Linked DNA regions of Homo sapiens: region 2 is linked to region 1. Evidence: chromatin contacts called from ENCODE POLR2A ChIA-PET data. All regions are on one chromosome and are shown on one strand. The core of a region is the stretch at or near the end of the contact, and the rest is flanking DNA. Distances in the headings are between cores, read along the strand shown.

Region 1 (4,488 bases), core at 775-3,274:
AAATTCTATCATTTCCTGAGGCCACCAAAGTATTTTTCATTATCACCCGTGTGTGTGTGTTTGTGTGTGTGTGTGCCTGCGTGCACGCATGTGTGTATGTGTTTAAGCTATGGTGGGTGCTCAGAGTAGCATAAAACCAATTACTTCTAATTCAATTTTGTAATGGTTGCAGGGTTCCAATACAGTTGTTGTACATAATCTCTGAAACTTTTTGCCATGATCTTAGGGAAAGACAACAGCCCAGTAGAATAAGGTGAGAAATAAAAGAAACCACCCTCCCCCAAGCCTTTTTTTTTTTTTTTTCATTTTCCATTTACTCTTCAAGTCCTGTGGGATAGGTACACAAAGTACAAAAATAATCATTTCTCAATTTTCCCCTATTACTTTTTCCATAATTTGAAAACATAAAGCTCTTTCCACTGGCTGCCTTTCTAATTCTCCTTTCTATTCCTATTCCAGTGCAAAAGTATTTTGCCAATGAAAGTGCTATAAACAGCCATGCCCTCACTGAAAAAGGCAATATGCCGTTAGCCTGACATATACCTCGCTTTTCCGCTCATTGTCAACACAGTGATTGATGGTGTAGTTCATTAATGTGAGACGATTGTCAGCTTTTCCTGAATAAATATAAAAAGAAACAAAGAAATCTCCACCCTTTTCAAGCCAGAGTGAATTATTTCCTATTTTCCAGGCTTATGTTTAAAAATCCATAGGGCATTCATCTTACAGTAAATAATGAACATACCCTTTAATGGAAGAAATTTTAGTTTGAGTTCAAGGCTGACATAGTTTTTATATATATAGAAAAGGAGGAAGGAGTGCTATTCAAAGGATGAAGCCATATAGGCACCTAAAATTGTACTTGAAAGCAGTACTTCATCTTTAGTATACATAGTCATGTAAAATGTAAGAAATTATCACCTTTGGAAATCTGTAAAGTAAAAAGGATCTGTCATGTGCTAAACTAAAATGTAACAAGAATCATAAGGAAAGAAAGCAATAGAGTGGATGGAGAGCTAGAGGACTAATTTGCAGCTGTGTAGGAAAGTTGATTAAAATCGGTGCACATCAAAAGGAAGTTTTGTGAAAATAATCAAAACAGATTTTCCTTTCGATCACTCTTTACTCATGATGCAAGTTTGGGATGCTTCTACTGCCAGATACATTTATATATATAAGCTCAAGAAAGGTAAGATCTTGGTTCCATTTGCCCTTTTATCAAGGGTTATTGCTGCTGTGACTTTTCTCTGCACTGGCATCTTTATCTTTCTGTCTGTTTGAACTGCTTTAATTGGCTCTTTGCTAACTCTGTTAGTCACAAGATCAACAAACATCACTGGGTGTGTCTTGCTTTTAGCTTTGGTGTACAAAAAGCAACAGCCGAAACAAAAACATCCCCATACATATGGCACCCACAAGCTGATGAACATGCAGTGTCTCACTCTGGGCATTCTGTTCCTGTACAGATTTTCTTGGGTGGTAATGTGCTAATGACAATAATAATTTATTCTGAAGATGTGCTAAATTTCTTGAGTTGAATTGTGAAGTATTTTGAATACCACTAGAAGGCACAGGAAACACAACTGCAGGAAAAAAAAAAAAAAACTGGCATTCTGCCACCACTTGAAGATTTAATCTGATTGTAATAGAAGGTGATTATTGAGGACTAACCAGAAGACCTTGGATGATTTCCTCTTAAAATGACAGCTTGCCTGTGTATTGTGCATTCTTAGAGCACATATGCACGGATCTGTTTTCAGAATGTTCTAATTCTTAGCAATATAGGCAGAGGGACTCAAAGCGTGACAACAGCTTACATTCATTGAGGACTGAGCACATGCCCACAAGCCATGTGCTCAAACTTCATGAATCTCACCTGGCTCAATCCACACTTCAGCTCTAGTAGGTGTGATCTATCACTGCTCCCGTTCTAAAGATGAGGAAGATGGAGCTAAGATTACACAAGTGGCTCCTTTGAGATCATGGATGAGTAAGTGGTGTAGTCAGGGTTCTCACCCAGCCCTGCCTGACTGCAAAGCCAGAACTGTGAGACACTAAAATGTTGGGAGAATTTCTATCAAGGAAAATGGCAATCATCATTTGGCTTTAAAATGCTTCTCAGTGGGCTGGGCACAGTGCCTCACAGCTGAAATCCCAGCACATTGGGAGGCCAAGGTGGGCGGATCACTTGAAGTTGGAAGTTTGAGACCAGCCTGGGCAACATGGTGAAACCCCGTCTCTACTAAAAATACAAAAATTAGCCAGGCATGGTGGCAGGTGCCTGTAATCCCAGCTACTTAGGAGGCTGAGGCAGGAGAATCACTTGAACCCAAAGGCAGAGGTTGCAGTGATCCAAGATCACACCACTGCTCTCCCGCCTGGGTGACAAGAGCGAGACTCCATCTCCAAAAAAAAAAAAAAAAACTGCTTCTCAGTGATATCAAATTTGAGGTCTCATTTCCTCCTCACTCTGACTATATTAAGTCAGCAAAGCACATACTATTATGTTCCTTTTACAGATAAGAAAAACAAAGTCCAGGGAGGCTACAGGACTATCTTAAGGTTCAACAGCTCTGACTTACAGGACCTGGGACCAGAATTCGGGTCTTTCCAGAACACTATCATTTTGCTATAAAGTAGCAAACCAAAAAGACAGAGAGGTAGTAGGTAGGTAGGTAGGTAGGTAGGTAGGTAGGTAGATAATCAAAGTCTTTCAGAGTCACTGAGTAGAAAGGTAGTTATTGCTGCCATATTTCAATTTACAACTGCTTAGCTTGTTCTATAATGAATTCCATGTTTCCCTACTAGCTGCCAAGTAGGGAACTGTGCTCTGGAAGTCTCTGCATCCACTGAATGTCACATTATCTCAATAGCTTCAGGTGATAAGATCCTGGATTCTTCATGGTGAAGGAAGGCTAAGAGTCTTGATAAGCTTGAGGTGGAAGTGGCAATGCTGCTTGAAATTTACAGCCAGACTTACCATCATGGGAAACTCTTCCTGTAAGAAGCCAGCCAGCAATATATCTGCCCATACTTCTCAAACAGTCATAGCAACACTCCCAGCATGTCACGGAATAATAAAAACCAGTTGTGAGGAATGGAGAATTTTAGAGAGAGAAAAGTGCCCTTCAACAAACTCTAGGCTTTACACGTTACCATGACCCAAAGACTGCAATAGAAAAGTTCCCATGGCTTAACAGCAAATTTAGATGGACAAGCTTTCTGGAATCTGCCGGGGCTAGACCTTGACATTCATCCAGAACATCCCACAAGGGAGGAAACAACCCACAAGAGCAGTAAATTTCTTAATCAAATCTCAAAAGTGCCCCCAATTAATAACACTACTCACTTTTAGGATTTTAATACCAGAGAATGAAGCTCCACCTACTACTGCTTTGACTACAAGAACTCAACTCACAGTAGTTCACAAAGTATGTGGTCTTCCCCTAAATATTGTCAGTAAGGGAGAGTGTATGCACTTTTGCTTCTTAAAGATGTGTTGAGTTGTGGGCCAATGAGAATATAATGAACCAACACTGATAATGTACATAGAATGAATTTATTCTGTATTCCAAGGGACTCTTCCTATTTTCTCCCCAGCAAATTGAAAATGATATTTGTAACCTGATTTTAAAGCACTCTGAGTGTGCATTTCTCAGAGCTATTAACTGAGTTTGGATAGCGTTTTATATTTCTTTCCTGTACATTTATTATAGGACATCCAGGAGGGGGAAGAAATTAAAGATCATGAAATATCAGAGTTGTACATGCTTTTGTCTTTTCTGCATAAAAAAAACCAGAATATCAACTTTTGAAAGAAGACAAAAAATTATGATGATAGAATGCAGTGGTTCCTTAATCTTTTATGGCAGTGGACCCTTCTGAGAATTTGATAAAAGCCTCTCCCTAGGAAACTGCCTATGACTTAATAAAAAATGTTACAGCAATTTTAGAAGTTTCACTGCCCTACCCCTGAAATCTAGTCTTAAATTGCCTATAGGTTAAGCTATAGGTTAAGAATCCCTGAATTATAATATTCCCAACACCATAAAAAATCAGTTCACCTAATTGACTTTTCCTGTGTACTAACAGAATCATAGCTCATGTTTTGCTATGGCAAATTCAGTGGCTATTTAAATTTTACTGGAATCTAAACTTCCTGACCTCTCTCATCCTCTCTTCTTCCTTGGATGCATTACTCAGTTTATGGATAACGGTATAGAGGAGAATTCAATTAGAAACTCTGTCTAGAAGGCTGTTTTTGCATCTCTGCCACTTAAAACGCAGACCTTCAGAGAGGGGTTTCCCCATCAAGAGAAAACTGCATGTGTTCCCAGGACAATCAAACTGAAAGAGTTACACTTCCAAAAGATAACTGGGGCTGAAAAGGAAGGCCAGCTCTTTGGGGAGCTGGGTGATATCACAAATAATTAAGTGATAATTTCCACTGGAGTATTTAGTGGGGATGACACCATGAGTCCTTCACCC
Region 2 (4,488 bases), core at 1,353-3,852, 1.2 Mb after region 1:
AGAACTCAAGAGAGGGTTCTTGGACCTCACACAACAAAGAGTTTGGGGAGAGTCCATAAAGTGAAAGCAAGTTTATTAAGGAAATAAAGGAATAAAAGAACGGCTACTCCATAGGCAGAGCAGCAGCTTGGGCTGCTGGACTAAGGATACTTATTGCTTGATTATATGCTAAACAGGGGGTGAATTATTCATGATTTTTCAGGAAAGGGGTGGGCAATTTCCGGAGCTGAGGGTTCCCCCTCTTTTAGACCATATAGGGTAACTTCCTGATGTTGCCGTGGCATTTGTAAACTGTCGTGGCACTGGTGGGAGTGTCTTTTAGCATGCTACTGCATTGTAATTAGTGTATAATGAGTGGTGAGGATGACCAGAGGTCACTTTCATGACCATCTTGGTTTTGTTGAGTTTTGGCCGGTGTCTTTACTGCAACCTGTTTTATCAGCAAGGTCTTTTATGACCTGTATCTTGTGCCGACCTCCTATCTCATCAACGCGTGACTAAGGATGCCTTAACTTTTTGGGAATGCAGCCCAGTAGGTCTCAGCATTATTTTACTCAGCTCCTGTTCAAGATGGAGTCGCTCTGGTTTGAATGCCTCTGACAACAGCATATACCCTAGGGAAACTTGATTTCTAGAGCACAAACCCGCAAAGAGAATGCCATGGGTCCTAGTAGTGTCCTTCATTCATCTGTCAATTCAATGCAAATGTATGGAACACCAACTGTTTTCAAAGATGAAGTTCTTATCCTCAGAGATCTTAGATTTTGGTGAGGAAAACAGACCAGTAAAAAAAATTTCATCAGAAAGTGATTAGTGCTATATTAGAGGTAAGTACCGAGAAGCAGCCTGTAGACCAGGGGGAGGCAGTAGGCATGACATAGGTGCTTCATGAAAGAAGTGACCTTTGAGCTGAATTCCACAGGATGAGGAGTCAGGCAGGAGAGAGGGTAGAAGAAGAGCTTTCCGGGCAAGCAAAGGAGCAATATGAGGTGCCAAATCCAAGGGATGGGAGAGGCTGTGGCTTGTAAGAGGAATTAGCTGGGGTAGAGTTGGTGTGGGTAGAGATTCCCTATTAGGGAACAGGGTGGCTGGCATGCTGTTTGACAAGCTGGTTTTGATGAGGGCTGCTTCCTACATGTAAGAACATACAGACAGCAAGCAACACAGCTCAGTCCCAAACCTGAGCCCCGGGCAAAGCCTGACTCATGTCCAAAGAGTAGAAAACAAGCTGGTGGATCCCCAGTCAGGGTTCCAAGCCAAGGGGTACAGCAGAGCCTCTGAGCATACGTATTGGTGAGCTCCATGCCCACAGTGGGCACTTGGACCTTTCCCTATTGGAAATTACTGTAGGCCACTAAAGGCAGGGCCCAGCGATACTTTGCAAAAATCTTCATTCTCTTCTCCCGCTCCCCAATTCCTCCTAGATACCCCTTTTTCCCATGCATGTCCTTCAGCTCTGCAGAGCCTATGAGGACAGTAAATGACCATGTGTAAAAGTAGGTGCTTTGTGGAGCCAGGCAACCCCAGGTTCCACTCCTTGCTGGGCCATTATTGAGAGTGTGACCTTTTTTTTTTTCCCCTTTTGGCTTTTTTCTGGGGGTTGGGGTGAAGGACACAGTCTCACTCTGTTGCCGAGGCTGGAGTGCAGTGGTGTGAGCATAGCTCACTGCAGCCTTGAACTTCTGGGCTCAAGCAATCCTCCTGCCTCAGCGTCCCATGTAGCTGTTACTACAGGTATGCACCGCCATGCCCAGCTGATTTCTTTATTTTGTAGAGACAAGGTCTTGCTGTGTTGCCTAGGCTGGTCTTGAACTTCTGGCCTCAGGCAATCTGGCCTCCCAAAGTACTGGGATTACAGGCATGAGCCACTGTGCCTGGCATGAGTGTGACCCTTTTTTTTTTTAATTTAAAATTTTTTAAAATTTTATGTATTTATTTTCTGAAACGGGGTCTCACTCTCTTACCCAGCCTGGAGTGCAGTGGCGCAATCTCGGCTCACTGCAACCTCCGCCTCCTGGGTTCAAGTGATTCTCCTGCCTCAGCCTCCCAAGTAGCTGGGAAAGTAGGTGCCTGCCACCATGCCTGGCTAATTTTTGTATTTTTAGTAGAGACAGGGTTTTGCCATTTTGGTCAAGCTGATCTTGAACTCCTGACCTCAAGTGATCCGCCTGCCTCAGCCTCCCAAAGTGCTGGGATTACAGGCGTGAGCCACTGCGCCCAGCCAAGTGTGACCTTCTGACACAGTTTCTCTGTATCTCTCTCCTCCTCTGCAGAATGAAGATTATAGTACAGATTACATGAAGTAATGCATATATAGTGAAACAGTCATAAATTCACTCATTGACTCTTTTGTCTGTGGAGCATTCCTTTCTTTGGGAATCCATGCTATTCATTCCATGTACTCTGTTGAGACTTTCAGTCAGAGCCTTGGCCTCTTCCTGGGCACAGGGTAGGGGCACAGACCATGCCCAGCCAATCATGAGATCCCCTTTTTGGCAACAGTGATTGGTCCCTGGGGTGGGCTGAAGCCTCAAGAAAGCCAACCAGAGCCTGCCTTGGGAAAGGACTGCTTCTTCCTGGGGTTACTGAGCTGGGAGAATATAAATCCCGAGAGAGCCTGTCTATCTGTGGATGAAGTCACTTCTTAGAAGGAAATACAGCCAAGATGACGAAGATGATGTAGACATCATCTTGCATTGCTTGAAGCCAGATTCACTTCCTGACTTCCTAATTCTATGAGCCAGTTCGTTAGTTGGGTTTTCCTTATTTAGTTGGGGTTCCTTTACTTGTAGTCATAAGAATCTTAAATCATTTGGCATGCAAAGCCCTGAGCACAGTATCTGCCACATACGAAGGGCTCAAAGAATTGTCACTACAGTGAGGAGGGTGGAAATGATCTTATTCCCCCTTCATCACCACCGTTTTTACTCCCAGAACACAGTTTCACTTCTTTTCCTTCTGGTCTGCTGGCTGTGTGGGCTTCCCATTGGCAGGAATGGGGTAGGGGTCAGGGATACAGTGACAGGCAAGCCAAACTACCCAGTGCCCACCAGACAGACAGCATGGGAGCTGTGGCCACACCACCAACGTCCCCAGCGTGTCCACTGAATGTGATTGGAATCAACTGCACGGTAGAGCAGGAATAAGCTGGAGTCAGACTGACCTAGTTTAAATTCCATCGCTAGAGCTGTGTGACCTATAAAAGGTCACTTTATCTTTCCAGGCTTCTGTTTTTTTTTTTCTATAAAACCAAAACAATAATGGCCCCTGTTTCTCCAAGGGAAGTCATGAGGATTAAATGAGGAAAAAAAGAGAAACCTGGTATTAATATTGTGGTATTAATATGTTCCGGGCATTGGTCTAAGCACTTTGCAAGCTATTAGTCTAATTAACCTTCACAACAAGCCTGGGTGGCAGGTATTACTATTCTTCCCACTTAAAAGATAAAGGAATTGTGGCCGGGCGTGGTGGCTTACATCTGTAATCCCAGCACTTTGGGAGGCTCAGGCGGGTGGATCACCTGAGGTCAGGAGTTCAAGACCAGCCTGGCCCACATGGTGAAACCCCCTCTCTACCAAAAATAAAAAAATTAGCCAGGCGTGGTGGTTGATGCCTGTAATTCCAACTACTAGGGAGGCTGAGGCAGGAGAATCGCTTGAACCTAGGAGGCAGAGGTTGCGGTGAGCCGAGATCACGCCATTGCACTCCAGCCTGGGCAACAAGAGCGAAACTCTGCCTCAAAAAAAAAAAAAAAAAAAAAAAAAAAATGAAGGAATTGAGGTTAGTGTGCCCTGAAGTAGAACCCAGCAGTTGTGGTACATCATGTGATATCTGAAAAGCAAGGGAAGGGGCAACAACTGGGGGCCCTGATGGTGCCTCCTTCCCTTTACATTTTCATATCTAGAAGCCTCTACAGACAGCTCTACATTGCTGGGTGCAGACCCGCCATAAAAAGCAAGCTCTCTCCTCTTTTGAGATGGAGTCTTGCTTTGTCGCCCAGGCTAGAGTGCGATGGCATGGTCTTGGCTCACTGCAACCTCCGCCTCCCAGGTTCAAGCAGTTCTCCTGCCCCAGCTTCCTGAGTAGCTGGGACTACAGGTGCATGCCACCACACTGGCTAATTTTTGTATTTTTAAAAGTAGAGACAGGGTTTCACTATGTTGGCCAGGCTGGTCTTGAACTCCTGACCTCAAGTGATCCACCCGCCTCGGCCTCCCAAAGTGCTGGGGTTACAGGCATGAGCCACCTCGCCTGGCCCTTCTCTCTCTTTTTTTTTATTTTTATTTTTTTGAGACGAAGTCTTGTCTGTTGCCTAGGCTGGAGTGCAGTGGCACGATCTCAGCTCACTGCAACCTCCGCCTCCTACGTTCAAGTGATTCTCCTGCCTCAGCCTCCTGAGTAACTGGGACTACAGGCACCCACCACTACACCCGGCTAATTTTTGTATTTTCAGTAGTGACGGGGTTTCACCATATTGGCAAGGCTGGT

Evidence for each region. ChIA-PET counts read pairs that join two places held with the same protein, here RNA polymerase II (POLR2A).
Region 2: POLR2A ChIA-PET joins it to region 1 with 13 read pairs in activated T-cell. The contact joins two enhancer-like sites. POLR2A ChIA-PET finds 5 or more read pairs at or near these places in 2 of 52 experiments (MCF 10A and activated T-cell).

Annotation. Positions count from the first base shown.
Region 1 is chr5:159,001,871-159,006,358 of GRCh38, forward strand. The region is part of intron 6 of EBF1 (EBF transcription factor 1); the gene reads right to left. Among named protein-coding and RNA genes, the nearest start is that of EBF1, 96 kb to the right of the region's middle. Within about 2 kb of position 2,025, at least 2 of the 41 ENCODE cell types and tissues checked have a DNase peak (open chromatin) inside an H3K27ac peak, as active enhancers do.
Region 2 is chr5:160,166,894-160,171,381 of GRCh38, forward strand. No RefSeq gene overlaps it. Among named protein-coding and RNA genes, the nearest start is that of FABP6-AS1, 41 kb to the right of the region's middle. RefSeq lists an enhancer at 1-398. Within about 2 kb of position 2,603, at least 7 of the 41 ENCODE cell types and tissues checked have a DNase peak (open chromatin) inside an H3K27ac peak, as active enhancers do.